4 separate regions of the Homo sapiens genome follow, and regions 1, 3 and 4 are each linked to region 2. Evidence: chromatin contacts called from ENCODE Hi-C or POLR2A ChIA-PET data. All regions are on one chromosome and are shown on one strand. Each heading gives the region's core, a stretch centred on a gene start or an enhancer-like site at or near the end of the contact. The rest is flanking DNA. Distances are from core to core; before and after follow the strand shown. Region 1 overlaps CARMIL1 (capping protein regulator and myosin 1 linker 1). Region 2 holds the start of LINC02980 (long intergenic non-protein coding RNA 2980). Region 3 holds the start of HCG11 (HLA complex group 11). Region 4 overlaps CARMIL1 (capping protein regulator and myosin 1 linker 1).

Evidence for each region. Hi-C counts contacts between places; a loop is a spot of excess contacts on that map. ChIA-PET counts read pairs that join two places held with the same protein, here RNA polymerase II (POLR2A). Pooled maps may share reads with other maps.
Region 1: a loop to region 2 is called in a pooled map, with 4 times the contacts of the local background. The contact joins the enhancer-like site here to the promoter of LINC02980 in region 2. A Hi-C loop is called at or near these places in 2 of 50 pooled maps. POLR2A ChIA-PET finds 5 or more read pairs at or near these places in 2 of 52 experiments (CD8-positive, alpha-beta memory T cell and OCI-LY7).
Region 3: a pooled map shows a loop between it and region 2 (5-fold over the local background). The contact joins the promoter of HCG11 here to the promoter of LINC02980 in region 2. A Hi-C loop is called at or near these places in 6 of 50 pooled maps. POLR2A ChIA-PET finds 5 or more read pairs at or near these places in 3 of 52 experiments (AG04450, OCI-LY7 and WTC11).
Region 4: a loop to region 2 is called in a pooled map, with 5 times the contacts of the local background. The contact joins the enhancer-like site here to the promoter of LINC02980 in region 2. A Hi-C loop is called at or near these places in 5 of 50 pooled maps. POLR2A ChIA-PET finds 5 or more read pairs at or near these places in 3 of 52 experiments (GM10248, H1 and activated T-cell).

The regions. Positions count from the first base shown.
Region 1 is chr6:25,402,014-25,406,474 of GRCh38, forward strand. The region is part of intron 2 of CARMIL1 (capping protein regulator and myosin 1 linker 1); the gene reads left to right. The region is part of intron 1 of LOC124901281 (a long non-coding RNA gene); the gene reads right to left. Among named protein-coding and RNA genes, the nearest start is that of CARMIL1, 120 kb to the left of the region's middle. RefSeq lists an enhancer at 2,735-2,944. Within about 2 kb of position 2,883, at least 10 of the 41 ENCODE cell types and tissues checked have a DNase peak (open chromatin) inside an H3K27ac peak, as active enhancers do; they include OCI-LY7, where a contact is called at or near this core.
Region 2 is chr6:25,991,098-25,995,881 of GRCh38, forward strand. LINC02980 (long intergenic non-protein coding RNA 2980) reads left to right here and starts at 1,570. Exons shown (of 3, transcript NR_186645.1): 1 at 1,570-1,821. TRIM38 (tripartite motif containing 38) reads left to right here. Exons shown (of 8, transcript NM_006355.5): 8 at 1-134. RefSeq lists a silencer at 1,379-1,688 and an enhancer at 1,679-1,888.
Region 3 is chr6:26,518,807-26,523,458 of GRCh38, forward strand. HCG11 (HLA complex group 11) reads left to right here and starts at 2,900. Exons shown (of 1, transcript NR_026790.1): 1 at 2,900-4,652. It overlaps TRL-CAG1-7 (tRNA-Leu (anticodon CAG) 1-7), which reads left to right and starts at 2,402; the gene lies at 2,402-2,484. It overlaps LOC107986583 (a long non-coding RNA gene), which reads right to left. Exons shown (of 4, transcript XR_001744057.3): 1 at 2,703-4,652. It also overlaps the pseudogene RNU6-502P. RefSeq lists silencers at 2,006-2,605, 2,836-3,355.
Region 4 is chr6:25,368,516-25,373,402 of GRCh38, forward strand. The region is part of intron 2 of CARMIL1 (capping protein regulator and myosin 1 linker 1); the gene reads left to right. LOC124901281 (a long non-coding RNA gene) reads right to left here. Exons shown (of 3, transcript XR_007059512.1): 2 at 1,431-1,564. Among named protein-coding and RNA genes, the nearest start is that of CARMIL1, 92 kb to the left of the region's middle. Within about 2 kb of position 1,281, at least 14 of the 41 ENCODE cell types and tissues checked have a DNase peak (open chromatin) inside an H3K27ac peak, as active enhancers do.

The sequences.
Region 1 (4,461 bases), core at 1,633-4,132, 590 kb before region 2:
TTAATTTCCCTTTTTATGCCTTCCTAATTTCTCTTCTTTTCTGACTAAGCTATATATTTACACTGTGAAATTGACTGTCATTAATCTTTTTCTGCCTTGATTTCCTCAACTAAAAAATGGTTAAACTAATACCAGCCCTTTCATTCATGGTGATCTTGGGAGGAAAAAAAAAAGAGATAACTGATGTCAGAGAGTGCTTTGAACTTAAAGCAGGAAGATTGTTCAATTATAATAAGACTCTTCTATCTTTATTTTTATGTGACATTTAGAATGTTAGCGTTGAATACGCGTCAAGGAAGAAAATCCCATTTTGAATGACAGTGTTAGAATGACGGCCTGTAAGATATTGGAATTGCATGCAAAAACCAAGAAAATGTGTTTAAAAACTGCTAAGACCAAGCCAGCTACTGTTTCTTTTCAAAGAATATATGTAGGGAATAGGAGAATTAGGTAACTCTAGGGCATAATAAAAAAGAAGAACATGTGCTTTCTGATTTTGCCAATCTATTTTGTACTTACTTTATAATTCAATTTTAAGAGTAAAGTGTAATGTCTGATTCATGAATGTTTTACTGTGTAGTGATTTTTTCTTCTTCTAGAGCTGTATGGTCCAGTATGATAGCCACTAGCCATAATTGCTATATTAATTTAAATTAAATAAAAAATTTAGTCACACTAGTCACACTTCGAGTGCTTAGTAGCTACATCGTGGCTGGTGGCTCCTGTATCTGAATGTGCAGATACAGAACATTTCCAGAAAGTTCTGTGAGAGAACACTATTCTAGGGGAACAGAGAAAAGGTGAAAGGATATTCCCATTCTCCCTTTTCCCAAAATTGTGTTTTAGAATTTAAATAGAATCTCAGGTTATATATTATAGGTATTATATTTACAATATACATTTGAAATTATTAGAGCATGAAGGTGGTGGTTGAGCAGGAAAGCACAACTCCAGAAGATCATTTTTTCCCCTACTGAGGACAAACATAATTTGATAATCTTCAGAATAACACTTGGAAAATTCTGGAACCAGCTGTTTCCTCTCAAGTTGCATTTCTTCCATAAAGAGTTTTTTTTTTTTTTTTTTAAAAACAAAACAAAAAACTTCATCTAGGTAACACAGTACCTAGACCAATCCAGGAGTCACTTAAATTGAATTGCTATGTAATTATTTCATGGGTGTAAACCAAACTGTTACCTTAGCAAAATAACTAGTTTTCTCTTATATTCCAATTTCACTTCCTCAGCAAAACCAATGGGCTCCATCATCAGTGTATATCTGGTCTGACCACCTCTCAGCACTCCTGCTAACCTCTGTGGCTTAACCATCACCATCTCTCACAAGCTATTGCCGTTGGCCCCTGCCTGAGCTCCCTGCTTCCACTCTCCTTCTCTCACCCAACATGGCAGTCAGAGATTGGCCTTCAGGGCAATTATCAGTCAGAACAGTGTGGACAACAGCCAATAAAGCCTCACAGACCTCCTGGCTCACCTCACCCCCACCTTATCACCCCTCTGACCTCCCCTGCGCTTACTCCCTTCAAGCCAAGGCTCTTCTTTATTTTTCAATTGCTGCAGGCATATTCTTGCCTCAGGGCCTTTGCGTTTGCTATTCCCTCTGTCTGGACCATGCTTATCCCAGATAGCCATATGGTTCTTTCTCTTACTGCCTTTAGATCTTTCTCAACCTCACTTCATAATTACGTCACACCAAGCTATTTAAAAATGCCACCCACCTAACCCACCACTCCTCTCCATAACCCCCAGGCATTAAGCACGCTCTATTCTCTTTTTGTACTACATTTTTCTCCATAGCACTTATCACCATAGATATGCCATATGTTTTACTTATTTATTCCTGTATAATCTCCTTTGAATGAAATATAAGCTGCTTGAAGGCAGAGCTTTATGTCTTTTTATCCTTGGTGCCTACCACAAGGTAGGCAGTCAGTAATTATTGGTTGAAAGAATTACTCAAATATTTAATGACAGTGTTTGTAAACAAAGAGTGCTAATCTAATTGAAATTCATTTTAGCAAGAGATAGAGAGTCAGGAAGACACATCCTCTGGTGTAACCCTGCCTCCCCTCCACTTCTAAGATTACTCTGGTTTTAGGCTCTGCTTTCTGCCTGGCTCAACAAGGGGCCTCCATTTCTCTCCTGCCTGCACTTGAGGAGCCACATAGAAGGGAGTTTGAACCAGGGCTTCAGGGAGTTGTCTGTGGACAGCTTCTGAGAGAGGGAAGTTGGGGCTTCCCATGTTGGCTGGTCCCTTTGCTGGCTGGCCAGTCCTTTGTCACCATGCCAGCATTCTCAATGGAGGCAAGAAGGGATCTTATGGGTTTTGCAGCAGGGCTGCTTTGGGTATATGTTTGTTTGAACGGGGTAGGGACAGTGGATGAAGGACCCACCTGGAGTTTGCTGCCTTGGGAGGGGAGGTGATGAGCTTTAAACATAATAGAGGCTGGGCGCGGTGGCTCATGCCTATAATCCCAGCACTTTGGGAGGATGAGGTGGGCGGATCACCTGAGGTCGGGAGTTTGAGACCAGCCTGGCCAACATGGTAAAACCCATCTCTACTAAAAATACAAAAATTAGCCAGGCATGGTGGCACACACCTGTAGTCCCAGCTACTGAGGAGGCTGATTCACAAGAATCGCTTGAACCCGGGAGGCAGAGGTTGCAGCGAGCCGAGATCTTACCACTGCACTCCAGCCTGGGTGACAGAGTGAGACTTCGTCTTAAAAAAAAAAAAAAAAATAGAGGTGCAGTGTTCCCTGCTTCACACTAGGAAGTGGTTAATGCCAAACTGGGGCACCCGGCCTGTTTCTGGCAAAGTGCAGGGGAAAGGAAAGCTTGGAAAGGGATCTGTAGCAGTAAAGACAGAGGAGTCACTTTTTGTTTGTTGGTTCCCACTGAGGCACGGCGGAGGAGGCACAGCTGTGCAGAGATCCTGGGTTGCTAATTTCTACATTAAAAGGTGTAGCAGCAGCAGTGTTTATGACTAAACCCGTCAACGTTTCACTTCCTCCTGTTGTGAAGACTGGGTTTGGCTTAAAAAGCTCTGCCTGAACTTTCAGTTTATCTTGAAACTTTGAGACATTTGTCAAAGTGCTGAATGGAGTTATTTTAGTAAATCAGTGATGTTTCTGTGTTCCCTGAGTGAAACACTAGCTGATCTCATTTACCTGAGCTTCGAGAAAGAAAATATTCTCTATTTTTAAAAATAGCTTTGCTCCCTTGAGCATGCCCTTTCTATATGCCCTGGCTTTAGAAGATGGGCTGCCTTATGTTTGAGATTTTTTATTCATTGCCACTAAAATAATATATGGTGATTTGTATACCTCATATAAGGTCTGCCTCATCAGTACCCTGACCCATCCTTTATTGATTATTTAGTTTTGTGGATTTAACCCTGTAGTCCTGTTGGCACAATCAAGGGCAAAATCAAGATCCAGAAAGACATCAGATACCTGAAATCCTTTATTAAAGTGGATTTTGCTTACCCTACATCCATTGTTAGAAATGACATTCCCAGATCGTAAGAGCTGCAGAATTCTGGAACTGAAACTCTGTCTTTCTGTAATGAATTTGTGAATGAGGAAGTTCTTTGAACACAGTAGGCAAAAGGCAGGGGTGTCAGCACTTGACACTTCTATGCCTTTCCTCTACTAGGCTATCTTTTTATTGTTCTATTTCTTTTCCTTTTGGCAGGTGAGTTGGGAATTAGCTAGTAGATCTGTTTTAAGTGGGTAAGCTGCAAACAACAGATTTTTAGGTACTTCCCTTATAGGATATGGCTATTAAACAGGAAGGATGTGTCAATTATGTGGTAGGCAGCAGGATAAAACAGGCAGGACAGAATTATTATCAGATTCACAGACCGTAGCAACTTTTTGCCTTCTAAAATCCTGAATTTTCAGAGGTGGAAATAGGGTGAGAAGGAGCAGTAAAACCTGTTGCATTCATTCACTCAACAGATATTTGAACACCTATTTTGTGCCAGGAATGTACTGGGCACTGAGAAATAGAGCTTTGAATAGGACAGATGTGGTCCCTGCTCCCAGGCACCTTGCAGTCTAATGGGGCTGGTAGATATTAAATATGTAATCCCACTGTTAATTAAAACTGTGATAAGTATTCATAAGAAAATGTGCAAATACGGTGGGAGTATATAATAGGGAGACCTGGTGTAGTCTGGACTTTCTTAGGGAAGTCCTTTACCTGAAGAATGAGTAGGCATGAGCCAGGTGAAGGTAAAGCAAGAGGGGGAAGGGATAGCTCCTAAAGCAGAGGTGGGGCAGGAGCCCTCCTCTTGGGAGAGCAACAGAAGGCCAGTGTGGCTGGGTTGAAGTGAGGCTGGAGGTGGAGGCAGGGGCCAGTGTAGTGGTGCAGAGCCACTGAAGAGCTTAAGCAGAGAAGGGACATAATAATGTTTGGGTTCTTAAAAGATCACGTTCAG
Region 2 (4,784 bases), core at 320-2,819:
CTTGGGTCTCTTTTCTCCAAGACCTAAACTCCCTGAGGACAGGACTATTTTTTACATCTTGATGTCACTCCTGAGCACTTGCTTTAATGTGTTGGACACTGGGTCCATTAAAGATTGTATGTGAAATTATAAAAGAAACGTTTTCACCTTTCTGTGGTACAGCTATAATTTCTGGTTTCATTTACCAACTGGGTGAAAGTGGACCAGTGACACCATTTGTCTGGGCCTTCCTTTCCTGAAATATAATATTGGGGCAATAGTCCCTGGTTCTTGTAAGGTGTTCAGGCACAAAACGCTAGGCATGTAACATACTAAATGAGGTTTTCCCAGTTAATTTATATGATTGCAAAGGACGTTCATATACACGGTCTGCTAAAGAATTCTGGGGCCAATTAATCTCTGTGGCATGATGGGTAAGTCGATCCCTTCTCTGGGCGTCTATTACTTCAGAAAAGGCATGAACTCAATTTTAGGGACCACACAAAAAAATTTATTCACTATCGTGTAGGACTTGGTCATTAGAGAGCTTTTGTTTCTTTTTTTTAAAATTTTTTTTAATTTTTATTTTCGTGTATGTGAATTTAATGGAGAGCTTTTAAATAACCAGATATTTAAATAACCAGATAATACAGATGCCCGGCCTGCTCCAGACAAATTAGAAAAGTATGTAGGTGAGGAGGGACCAGCCAGAAGGCGGTTTCAGCTCTGGAGTGACACTGAACGTACTTCTCTTCCAGGGATGTCACGAGGTGTCAATTTCTCTGGCCTTACCCAGGTCCATGCCCGCCCCCAGGGGCCCCAAGAATGACTTCAGCACCCCACCCCCACCTCCCTCTCCAGATGTGGGTCCTGGGAGCGTTCAAGGCCCGTCAGTCACTCGAGCCACCCCTTGGCGGCTGGACCAAATCTTGGGCTGCCGCCTGGATCTGCAGCTGGAAAGCGCCGTGACCACCGGTGTCCCCAGCTGGAGCAGGGCGGGCTGCACGACTCGCGAGGACGCCCTGAACCGCGGCTTCCTCTTTCATAGCCGCAGGACTCGTGGTCAGAAGGCCGACTCCAAGCCTCAGCGGATCCACGAAATGGCCTCTTTGAGGCTGTGGTGAAATTTAAGATACCCTTTCCCTGCCATTGTTACTGACGTACTTCAGCAAACAGGTTAAAGTTCTGAAAGGACGTGGTCACGACTTTATATTTCTTACAGATTTGTGTCTCATGTTTTGTGCGTAAAAACCATTCGTCCTCATTTGAGATTCTCATATCCGTAATTCAGTTATACATAAAACTGAATTCAGTTATATCATAAAATGTTCCCATGCGGGGAATGATTCGTTGGGGTCTCAGCCTGAGGCCAGACGCAGCAGAGAGATCGGGAGTTGGGGGATGGCGGGCGGGGAGCGGAGAGGAGGCCGCCCGCCGCCAGACTCAGGGTCCAGCAGAGCAGCAAATGCTCCCCGGCTCCCAGCCAGGGCGCAGCTGCTGGCCTGGGGCCGCCCCTCACGCCGCAGGAGCCCCGCCCGCAGCGCCGGCCCTGCCCCTGGCCTGTGAGGGCGCCAGCGCCCCCTACAGCTTGCAGTCGCCCTGCGCGCCTCCCCGCGAGGCTTGTTTTCTAGCGCCTCTGGTGGGCCGCCTCCCGCAGGCCTGGTGTGAGCCTGGGGTCCGTTCTCACAGCTGGATCTGGGGTCTGAATGCCGCGCCCTCTGGAGAGCCACAGATGGGTCTCCGCTGATGCTTCTCTCAATTTCCTCTAAGAGCGAGAGCTCCGGGAAAGGAGCCGATCCTGGTGGAAGACTACAGGTCTGAGTCCACTGGACGAAAAACGAGGTGCGTTAAGAGACCGCGGGAGTGGGGAAATGGGGAAGTGAGGGTGGGGACTGGGCAATGGGGGCGGGACGAGAGGTCTGGGGCTGGCGGGGACAGGGCTTAAGAGAGAGCCACCCCTCCTAGCCTTGAAGCTGTACCGAGCTTCCCTGTGATATTTTAAAATGCAAAAGTACAAAAATTGAAGTAATGGAACTATGCGTACGCACCTCCTAGATTTTTAAAGGTTAACGTGTGACTGTGTTTACTTCAGATGTTCCTGAAATAAATGAAAATGACCAGTTAAAATGAAGGAAGAACGCGCTTGCGTCCCTCCTAGAGGTCAAACACTCTTCTGAGGATAGGTTGTATGCTCTCAGCGCCTCTTTTTATTAAAAGTATTAAGAAGTACTTTTCCAAATATTAGATGTAGTGTGTCATATCATTTAAACGATTTTTTTTGTTTAAAATAGTCTTTTAAAAATAATCTTTTTATTTTTAGATTTTTTTGAGACAGAGTCTCGCTGTGTTGCTCAGGCTGGAGTGCAGTGGCGCCATCTCCCCTCACTGCAACCTCTGCCTCCCAGGTTCAAGTGATTCTCCTGCCTCAGACTCCCAAGTAGCTGGGATTAAAAGCGTGAGCCACCACACCCTACCAATTTTTGTATTTTAGTAGAGATGGGGTTTCACTATGTTGTCCAGGCTGGTCTCGAAATCATGACCTCCACTAATCCACCTACCTCGGCCTCCCAGAGTGCTGAGATTACAGGCATAAGCCACCGTGCCTGGCCACTTTAATCATTTTTGTTTTTGCATCTAGTCTAAGAAATTCTGCACTAAAATTCTGCACTATTTTCTTCTAAAATTTTAAAACATTTTCTATCTGTGTCTTTGTTAGATGTAGAAACTTTTGTGTATGATATGGGGTATAGCTATAATTTTATTTTTATTCCATATGAAAGCCAGTTTCTCAGCCCAGGTAATTGAATAGACCATCCTTTCTCCACCAACTCTTAAGGCTACTTCTGCTCTATTGTGTTCATAGTAGTTTCTAGGCTTTCTGTTTTGTTGTACTGATTTCTTCACCTATTTTTGCATCAAGGCTCTCCTCTTGGGGAAATAAAACAATCCTGCCAACCAAAGACCCCTCTGGATCCTCAAACACGCCATCAGCATGGAAGGCCGCTATGGCATAGCGAGAGATAAATAGGATTCAGGCAGTGCTGTCCTTACATCGCAATCATTCAGGTAGTTAGCAGGAGCATCAATCAGTACAGATATCCAGAGCTGATGGTCTTATTTGTATGAATGCCCAGTGCATATGGGATTGGAGGGGAGGGCTTGGAGTGGGATGAGGGGCTAGTGGGATCCAGAAAGGGGCTAGTCTTCAGGTCTTCCCTGGAGAGTATGTAATCTCTTATAACTAAGTGTTGATTTTTGTTTTGTTTGTACCTTCTTTAGATATTGAAGTATTCGCTAAGGCTTAACATGTAATATATTTAAATCTTCATATGAATACGTTTATCTGATAGATTTTGGTGAGACATAAACTATGAAACAAACAGAAAGATGGAACATGAGAAAGGGTCAAGGGTGGCCTTGGTTAGGGATGGCAGCTTTTACAACTATGAGCTAAGATAAAATTTAGAAGGTTTTCTTTTTATTTTAATTAATCATACCACTATTTTTCTCCTTTAATTTCCATATATAATGAGTTGATTGTAGTATTTTTATTGTGCTTAACTATTTTAAGATAATAGTTGTCTCTCCTCATTTTAGCAAATAATATATTTAATGAAAAATCAACTTTATTGAGGAATAATTTATACACAGTAAAATACACCTGTATTAATTATACAATTTGATGCGTTTTATATACCCAAACAGTTACTACTGTAATCAAGTTACAGAACACTTCCGTCAACCTAGATAGTTTCCATTTGTAGTATCACCTGTGCCGCCTCTTCCATCCTCTTGGCCCCAGGCAGCCACTGATGTACTTTCCATAATTACAGCTTAGTTTTCCCATTCCTAAAATTTCATATGAATGGAATTTATATCATATGTATTTTTTATTTTCCTTCACATTTTTGAGATTCATCCATTTTGTGTATATATCAGTAGTTTATTCCCTTTTATTGCTTTATAATATTCCAAGATATAGATATATTGCAATTTTTTTTTTTTTTGAGATGGAGTTTCCATCTTGTTGCCCAGGCTGAAGTGCAATGGCATGGTCTTGGCTCACTGCAACCTCCGCCTCTTCGGTTCAAGTGATTCTCTTGCCTCAGCCTTCCGAGTAGCTGGGATTACAGGCGCCCGTGACCATGCCCAGCTAATTTTTTAGTAGAGATGGGGTTTCACCATGTTGGATGGGCTGGTCTCAAACTCCTGATCTCAGGTGATCCGTACATCTTGGCCTCCCAAAGTTCTGGGATTACAGGCATGAACCACTGCGTCTGGCCGATATATTACAATTTATTTACCCATTCACCTGTTGATGGACACGTGGGTTGTTTCCAGTTTATAGCATTGTGAAACAAAGCCAGTATGAACATTTGTACATGTCATAGTATGGACATGTGTTCATTTATCTGGGAGAAATGACCCAGAAATATTGCTGGGCTGTATAAGTGTTTAATTTTATGTTAGAAACAGCCAAACTTTTTTCAAAGTAGTTGTAACATTGTCCTCTTACATTCACAATATATGAGAGTAGTTTCCTCCACACCCTTGCTCACCCTGGGGATTGTCAGTCCTTTTAACATTAGCTATTCTGTTGAATGTGAAGTATCTCATTGTGGTTTTGACTTGCATTTCCCTAGTAACTAATGATGTTTAAAATCTTTTCATGTGCATACTGGCCATTTGTATGTTTTCTTTTGTGAAATGTCTGTTGAAAACTTTTACTCTTTGTTTTGGCTTGTCATCTTACTAAGTTATAAGGTTCCTTATATTTTCCAGGTGCGAGTCCTTTGTCAGATACA
Region 3 (4,652 bases), core at 1,650-4,149, 530 kb after region 2:
GCTGCTACTCTCTAGCGCGGGCAACAGAGCCAGATCCCGTCTCAAAAAATACATACATGTATTGTTTCTAAATTGGGCTTTTCCTCCCCCACTTCTCTTTCTTTAGAGGGCAATTCTATTTTTCACTGGGGAACTAAGCTGGGATTTCTCATGAGGCCTAGAGACTGGAGTTAAAATAACTACTTTATTAGAGGTCTCAGCTTCTCTCCATTTTATTATTTTTTTTAATTTTTTATTCTTTTTTTAAAAAAATAGAATGCTCCCGTCGGGCTCAGTGGCTCACGCCTGTCATACCAGCACTTTGGGAGACTGAGATGAGTGGATCGCCTGAGGTCAGGAGTTCGAGACCAGCCTGGCCAACACAGTGAGACCCCCGTCTCTACTAAAAATACAAAAATTAGCCGGGCATGGTGGCGGGCGCCTGTAATCCCAGCTCCTAGGGAGGCTGAGGCAGGAGAATCGCTTAAACCCGGGAGGAGGAGGTTGCAGTGAGCCGAGATCGCGCCATTGCACTCCAGCCTGGACAACGAGAGCGAGACTTCGTCTCAAAAAGGAATGCTTCACAAATTTGCCTGTCATCCTTGTGCAAAGGCCATGCTAATCTTCTCTGCATTGCTCCAATTTTAGTGTAAGTGCTTGCCGAAGGGAGCACAGCTCTGTCCATTTTATTTCATGTTTCTTGGGCTCACTGCCCCATTATAGTGTAAGCCCTTCGATGGTGGAGCTTATTCTGTCTGTTTGTTTACTGTTGGATCACCAGCACCTAGAATGCTGCCTGGCACATAGTAGGTACCCAATAAATATTTCCTATATGTTGGATGAATTGCCTCTCTCCTCATCTCCAAAGTTGGTATCCACCACTACCCTGTGAAAAGAGCAGAGGTGACTGAATTTTAGAGGCCTTGCAGAGGACTTATTAAACACTTACTGTGGGACTCTATCCTCATAACTTTTTAATTTACTTATTTGTATTTTTAAAATCAACAAATAAAGATATATATATTTATGATGTACAAAATGATGTTTTGTTCTATGTGTACATTGTGGGAAGGCTAAATCAAGCTAATTAACATATCCATTACATCACATACTTATCTTTTTCTTTTTGTGGCAAGAACATTTAAAATCCACTCTCTTAGCAATTTTCAAGTATTCAATAACGTTGTTATTAACTATAGTCACCATGTTGGACATAGCAAAACTTCTGAATCGGTAGGCCTGAGAAGAACAGAATTTGCCTCTAATTGATTCCCTGGAGATGGGGATTTAATGCTTAATTTAAGGGATTAAACATTGTATTCTATCAATTGAACTCACGATGAAAGTATTATAGGTGTCTAAGAAAGCTGTTTCTAATGTCCACAGAAGCAAAATGACTTATCTAAGATTCTCCAGGTAGTGACCAGTTCTAGTTCTGTCTGAAATTCGTACTCAGGTCCCCTGACTTCCAGTCAGTGATATTCCGACCATGGCATCCTGACTGCTAACCCTTGCTAACAAAATTTGAAGTAGGTCACCTCTGACCTTTGTTTATGTTTAGAAAAGTTGTTGTGCTCAAGGCCTTCTATCAAGTACCCGCTGCGCCAGGTTTAGTAAAATACATAAGCTACTCCCCATTTTTGTTGTTGCTGTTTTTGCTTTTGCTTTTTAAAGTTTTTATTACAGTATAACATCCACACCGAAAAGTGCGCAAATCCTCCATAAACTCCGACAGAGAGGCAAGACAAGCCAGGCTTCCCACGCTCCTGTCCCCTCCACCGGCCCTGCCAAGGGTAACCACGTGCTGGGAGATTTGCAGCACAACGCAAAGGAGAAGGATTAGCGAGCACCTTGTTCCAGCAAAAACTGGAGCAAGCCTAAAACTTCCTGGGAATTAAGTGTAAATTTAAGCCAGGTATTCTAGTAATGTTGAGTTCAACAGGATTGCCATTATTTTAACTAGAATTCAGTTGAGAGCAGAGCGCCATCGCCGTCTTCCGCCTTAGTCACTCGGCCCTGGGCTGGCTCACGCCCGCCCCGCCCCCTCCCCGCCCCTCCCACGCCCGCCCCGCCCCTCCCACGCCCCCGCCCCCGTCCCGCTCCCCCTACCCCGACCCGCCCTCCCTCGCCCGCCGCCCCACCCGCCGCAGCCCTCCCCGCGCAGCCTGGGAGTGACTCGGCGTTCACTCGGGAGACGCCGCTCTGTGGCCCGGACAACCGGTCCTATGCAGCGCCGTCCGAGGCAGTTCGCGGAGAGGCGGCTTACCTTTTAACCCAGGAATGCCCATATCTTGAGAAAAAGAACAACAAGGGGGTGGGCGGGGGTGGGGACATGGGGTAGGGGGGCGGCTGGTGGATGGGGAACTAATAGCGTTTAGACAAGAGACAGAAGTGAGTCCTGAGCACAATGTAGCATAAGCGCGTCAGGATGGCCGAGCGGTCTAAGGCGCTGCGTTCAGGTCGCAGTCTCCCCTGGAGGCGTGGGTTCGAATCCCACTCCTGACAGTTCGTACTTTTAGTATTTAGACACAAATCGAGTTTAAGTTTACGCTACGTTTTCCTACCTGCTCTTTGTGACATGGTCTTCTCTCTTTTTAAAAAATAAATTTTCCGAGTTCCGGAATAAAAGCACTCTTTGTTTTTATTAGCCACTCCAAGGACAGCAAAAAGTACTCTGTACTCCGAAAATAATTTCAGAACCTACCGGTGTTTTGAAATCTCACCTCCTTTTTCCGTTTCTCCTCTGTCTCTAGTTGTCTTTCCCTCTCCCTCCTTCACAGGCAGAGTTGAATAAATGTTACTCTTCAGTTCATGGCTCATTACATTACTGCAGGGCTCCTCTTTATTTAGTTATAGTTATCTTTTTAATTCCATTTCTTCAGTCTCATTCCCCACCTCATCCTTACTCCCCGTAAGAAATCACTGCAAGAGTTCCGGTCTGGCAGAGAGCGCGGAGAGACGCAGAGCGCGGGCCGCTCCTCCAGGGCGCTCCAGGCCCTCCGGCCCCGGGTCGGCGGGTGAGCTAGGGGGCGCCCCGGGACAGGCCGCGCCCTCTGCCCTGCAGATACCGGAGGCCTCTGCTGTGGCTGCCCACTGGCTGGGCCCAGGCCTTGAAGCGGTGGCGAACGTCTCTTCCCTACCCTACCTCGGTGACTGATGGCGGCGGCGGCCTCTCCCAGTCCGGACCCTGCCGGCCGTCGGGTCTCCCGGCCCAAGCCTGCCGGGCCTGGACGAAACCCCCGCCGAGCAGCCTGGACGCAGCGCCTTTGGGTGGCGGCGGGAGTAGCGTGCCGGGAAGCATGGCGGCCGCTCGAACGCCGCGCGGCGGAGGGCGTTAGGGCATGGAGGGCCCGGGAAGGCGGCCTAGGGACGCAGGCAGGCTCGGCCGCCTCTTCAGGCCACGGAGCCGCCAGATCTGGGTCCCGGGTGACCACTCTGTCGCCATTGGGCGAGACCTACCTAGTCCTAACGACAACGGACAAAGGCCTTAACGGGCCTGGGAGGTGAGCGAAGTCCCGAACGACGACGGGTGGAACGGTTAGCGGCGATCGGGCGGTTGGTCTCCGTACTACCAGACCTTGCTGTCGGAAGAGACAAATGGTAGAATGACAGGCCACGTTTGGCCCGTTGGAAATGCCCTCCATCCTCTGGGAAGATTCACAGGCCGTTTACGGAAGGCCTGTGTATATAATATGAAAAAGCTGCTCTCAACTCCACCCCAACCTTTTAATAGAAAACATTTGTCACATCTAGCCCTTCTAGATGGAAAGAGGTTGCCGACGTATGATAGAGTTAGAAAGTCACACATCTTGTAAATTCTCATTTGTTTAAAAGAAATCATAGAAAATACATGTCTTCCGGAGTTGACTTTTGGAAACTGAGTTGTTAGACGGCCTCTAGAAGCGATACGTTCACGTTTGTTCAGTGGGTTAGATGACATGGAGCTCGAAGACCTGAGAAGGAAAAAAAGAAGGTTCTATGCTAGACTGGTCATATTTAGAAGACATTTTCATATTCTATCCATTGTTTTGTGTGCATTCGCTTCCTCACTACTATGTATGTAGTTGACAATGCTAAGCTTTTTTGAAATGTCTATTCTTTTTAGATATTCTGAAGTGTCTGATATATGTTAAAATTAGAGGTAGTAAAACCACATTTTGTAAATATCTTTTTGTTACAATTCATAGAAATGTTGTTTTTTGGGGGGAATGGCCAAATCACCTGTTGAGTAATACTCATTGTGTTTGTGCAGTAGTTCAGGGGAGGAGAGAGGAGGGGGAGGTGCAGAGAGCTCTATGCCATCCTGCTTACAGCGAGGCAAGATGAATCACTATGTCTGTGCATTTTGTTTTATCTATGTATATAATGTACATAAAGGACAAACGAGTCCTAATTTACAACATCTAGTCTTTCTGGATGTTAAAGAGGTTGCCAGTGTATAACAAAACTAGAGTTAGTAAACTAATATATTTTGTACATTTTGTTTTACAAGTCCTAGGAAAGACTGTCTTCTGAAAATTTGAGCATTCTTGCCCACTGGGTTGATGGAGATGGGAAGGGTTCTAGGCCAGAATGTTCACATTTGGAAGACTCTTTCAAATTATAACTGTTGTTACATGTTTGCAGTTTATTCGAGACTGCTGTGTACATACATAGTGGACAAATTAACTCCT
Region 4 (4,887 bases), core at 31-2,530, 620 kb before region 2:
TCAAATGAAACCAAAGACATACATTCAATTTAGGGAGACAAAACAGACATTACTCAGGAATCTCATAGAACCCCAGATGATTATGATATAACCAATAACATAAGACCCACCTGATTGGCAGTTCTGTGAATCACCCTAAAATCTCTACTAAAATGGTTAAGTCCTGTACTCTTTACTCTGGAGTCCTCTTGTCTACCTTTCAGAAATGGTTGAAATATTTAGATGTGGAATTAATGAGATTTTACATGTCTACACTCTTGCTTTATATATTTTAATGTGATAAATGGCCTCATGTATGTATATTCTTCCTTGTCCCAGACTCATGTTTTTTGAGTAAAATCTTTAATTGGTCAAAATGTGTTGTATTGATCAGTATGTTATATAGAATGATGTACTTATTGATTTACTGTAAATAATTACAGTGGAGCAATTCTGTTAGGAGGGTTCGTTTTTGCCATTTTAGCAAGGAAAATTTGCCAGTTATTTTGGCTGAATTTAAAACCCCTTACATGATTAGATCACATGTCTATTTCTGCTGTAATAGAGGAGTGTAAGTAACTAAGTTTATCTGAACTTTTAGGAGTCTCCTTTTAGGCTCAAATTAGTTAGTCTGGTGTCTATACAGGGCCTTTGTTAAAGACTGGATTTAAATATTGGGTGGATCTGTCTTGGATCCTGTTCTAGGGAACGCTTCTTGGAAGTCCCAGACGGGGAACTCATCATAACCTGGTTTTACCCCGTAGCATGGCCCTGTGCCATCGACACCATTAGAGCAAGGCTCAGTGTCTCGAGCTTTAGTTTAATTCTCAACCCATTGATCGCTCTTGCAGTCAGCTTAACAGTTGAATGCAATGCTGTATTTTGTTTTTTTTTTTTTTTTTTAAAGCTAGTCCAGAAATTACCACAGCTGCTTCTCAGTTAATCAGATGCTTAAGACTCCCGTTTCCACATTGCTTGGCTGCTACATTTTTATAACACCACAGCTGTCTGGATCTAGCTTGTGCCCCTCGCCCCCCTTACCCCTTTCCATCTGCCACCTCTCACCACTTCCTCACTTGCTATGTATCGAGGTGGCAAATTCCCAAGTAAACTGCTGACTTTCCTCCCCTGCAGGAAGGCTGGGCCTTTGGTTCACAGTAGCCTCTTTCACCAGAACTCTCGTAGGCTAGGAACCAACCCTGGAGTACTGCTGCTCTCAGAAGTGCCCACATTTGCCTCTGGAGCTTGCTTTGTGTGTTTGGGTGTTGAATTTTCCCCTTGACTTGGAAACTTTTGTGAAGAAACTGAAAGGTGCTTTCAGATTAAGCAGCTGTGGCTCCCCCTTCCAGCCACGCTCTTTGTTTTTAAAGCTCAAAGTCTTATTTGAAGTGAGGAGAGAAGGTAGGTAGGTTGCAGTCCAGGTTTTTCTGTTTGTGAATGACGTTGCTTACCTTGGCTGATTCCTTTTCCTAATGACGGTGCTTCTACTCTTGGCCTTTTGCCATGTGTGTACCATCCACTGGGAGCTGTTTTCCCTTGTCCTTTAAAGCGTATCCGACTCTATCTCCAGTGCTCTTCTAGCAAGCTGTTACAGTAAGCATAAAAACAAGCGCATTAAACTAGGAATAAAATGCCAAGTTTCTGTCTCCTTGCCAACCTCATTAGAAAACAGTGATAAAGTATGTATGCATATAATTACAGTAATTAAACATTTGAAACCAGCTCAATAGGGAACCTTCTTAATGCTTTTATGAGTGTGATATTTTCATTTCAGAACTGGACTCTGTGTGGCTTCTATTTTATTCAAGACCTTCATCTTTATGGGGGTAGGCGGGGGAAGGTGCTCCTTTTGACCACAGCGCCAAGCATCTGCAAGAGTAGCTTTATTACACATGTATTAGCAGGGAACAGAGCAACCTTTCCATCACTGTGTTTATTTTTGAGGGTGTGTAGCCAGTTGTCAAATATAAAGACATGAATGGCCTGGCTAGTAAAGAAGACGTGGAAAATAATTGTAAACTGTCTGCCATGATGTGCTTGCTCTTAAGAGCAAAGGACAGGAATATTTTGTCTTTTGTACTGCCCCGACGGAGTCATACAGCCCCTGCATTTGTGTGGGATGATAGAGTAGCACTATGGGGTTTGTCTGCCTCGTAGCTCTTCCACCCTGAGAGCTATTCTCACTTAGGAAGTGGAAAGTCTAAAGGACCAACTGTAGGTTGAACCAGGAGTTTCATTCACTAAACATATTTTTTTTTTAGTTGATATATATATATGTAAAATTTCAATAGCTTTTGAGGTACAAATGGTTTTTGGTTACACGGACAAATTGTATAGTGGTGAAGTCTGCGATTTTAGTGCACCCATCATCTGTGTATATTGTACCCAATATGTAGCTTTTTTTTATCCCTCATCTCTCTCCTCCCCTCCCCTCTTCTGAGTCACCAAAGTTCGCTAAATGACTCTGTATGCTTTTGTGTACCCATAGTTTAGCTCCCACTTATAAGTGAGAACATACGGTATTTGGTTTTCCATTCCTGAGTTACTTCACGTAGAATAATGGCCTCCAGCTCCATCCAAATTGCTGTGAAAGATATTTCATTCTGTTTTATGTCTGAGTAGTATTCCATAGTGTATATAGACCACATTTTCTTTATCCATTCATCAGTTGATGGGCACTTAGGTTGGTTCTGTATCTTTGCAATTGTGAATGGTGCTGTGATGTGTGCACGTGTCTTTTTGATAGAATTACCTCTTTTCCTTTTAGTAGTTGCCCAGTAGTGAGATTGCTGGATGGAATGGTATCTTTACTTTCAGTTCTTTAAGGAATCTTCATGCTGTTTTCCATAGAGGTTGTACTAATTTACATTCCCACCAGCAGTGTATAAGTAAGTGTTCTCTTTTTACCACATCCATGCCAACATCTATTGTATTTTACCTTTTTAGTAATGGCCATTCTGGCTGGGGTAAGGTGGTATCTTGTTGTGGTTTTAATTTGCATTTCCCTGATGATCAGTGATGTTGAACATTGTTTTGTATATTTGTTGGCCATTTGTATATCTTCTTTTGAGAAATGTCTATTCATGTCATTTGCCCACTTTTTGATGGGATTATTTGGTTTGTTTTCTTGCTAATTTATTTGAGTTACTTGTAGATTGTGGGTATTAGTTCTTTGTAGGATGCATAGTTTGCAAATATTTTCTCCTACTCTGTGGGTCATCTGTTTACTCTGATGGTGATTTGCTGTGCAGAAGCTTTTTAGTTTAATTAGGTTCTATTTATTTATTTTTGTTTTTCTTGCATTTGCTTTTGGGGTCTTAGTCATAAATTCTTTACCTAGACCAATGTCCAGAAGTTTTTCCTAGGTTGTCTACTGTAATTGGTTTCAGCTCTTAGATGTAAGTCTTTGATCCATCTTGAGTTGATTTTTGTATATGGTGAGAGATAGGGATCCAGTTTCATTCTTATACATGTGGCTATCCAGTTTTTTCAGCACCATTTGTTGAATATGGTGTCCTTTCTCCAATTTATGTTTTTGTATACTTTGTCAAAGATCAATTGTGGTTGTAAGTATTTGGTTTTATTACTGTGTTCTCTGTTCTGTTACATTGGTCTATGTATCTACTTTTATACCTATACCGTGCTGTTTTGGTAACTATAACCTTGTAGTATAATTTGAAGTTAGGTAATGTGATGCCTTCATGTTTGTTCTTTTTGCTTAGGATTGTTTTGGCTATTCAGGTTCTTTTTGGTTCCATATGAATTTTTTTTTCTAATTCTGTGAAAAATGATGTTAGTATTTTGATAGAAGTTGCATTGAATCTCTAGATTGCTTTGGGTAGTATGGCCATTTTCATGAAATTGATTCTTCCAATTCATGAGGATGGGATATTTTTTCCATTTGTTTGTATTATCTTTGATTTCCTTCAGCAGTGTTTTGTCGTTCTTGAAGAGATTTTTCACCTCCTTGTTAAGTATATTTCTAGGTAATTTATTTTATTTTTGCTGTTATTATAAAAGGGATTGAGTTCTTGATTTGATTCTGAATTTGATTGTTGTTGGTGTATGGCAGTACTACTGATTTGTGTACATTGATTTTGTAACCTGAGACTTCACTGAGTTCATTTATCAAATCTAGGAGTCTTTTGGAGGAGTCTTTAGGGTTTTCTAGGTATATAATCATACCACTGGCAAACAGAGATAGTGTAATTTACTCTTTTCCAATTTGGATACCCTTTATTTTTCTCTCTTGCCTGATTGCTCTGACTAGGGCTCCTGGTGCTATGTTGAATAGAAGTAGTGAAAGTGGGCATCCTTGTCTTGTTCCAGTTCTGAAGGGCAATGGTTTCAACTTTTCCCCTTCAGTATGATGTTGGCTGTGAGTCTGTCATACATGGCTTTTATTATTTTGAACTATATTCCTTCTATCCCTAGTTTGTTGAGAATTTTTATCATAAAGGGATGCTGGATTTTATCGAATGCTTTTTCTGCATCTATTAAGATGATCAATAGATTTTTGTGTTTTTAAAAAATTCTGTTTATATGATGTTTCACATTTATTGACTTGCATTTGTTAAATCATCCCTACATCCTGGATGAAACCCACTTGATCATGGTGAATTATCTTTTTGATGTGCTGTTGGATTCAGTTTGCTAGTATTTTGTTGAGGATTTTTACATCTTTGTTGATTCAAGGGTATTGTTCTGTAGTTTTCTTTGTCTTTTTTTTTTCTGTTATATCCTTTCCTGGTTTTGGTATCAGGGTGATATTGGTGTCATAGAATAAGTTATAGAGGATGCCCTCTTTCTCAACCTTTTGGAATAGTTTCAGCAGATTGGTACCAATTTTTCTTTGAATGTCTGGTACAATTCAGCTGTGAATCTATCTGGCCTTCGGCTTTTTTTTTT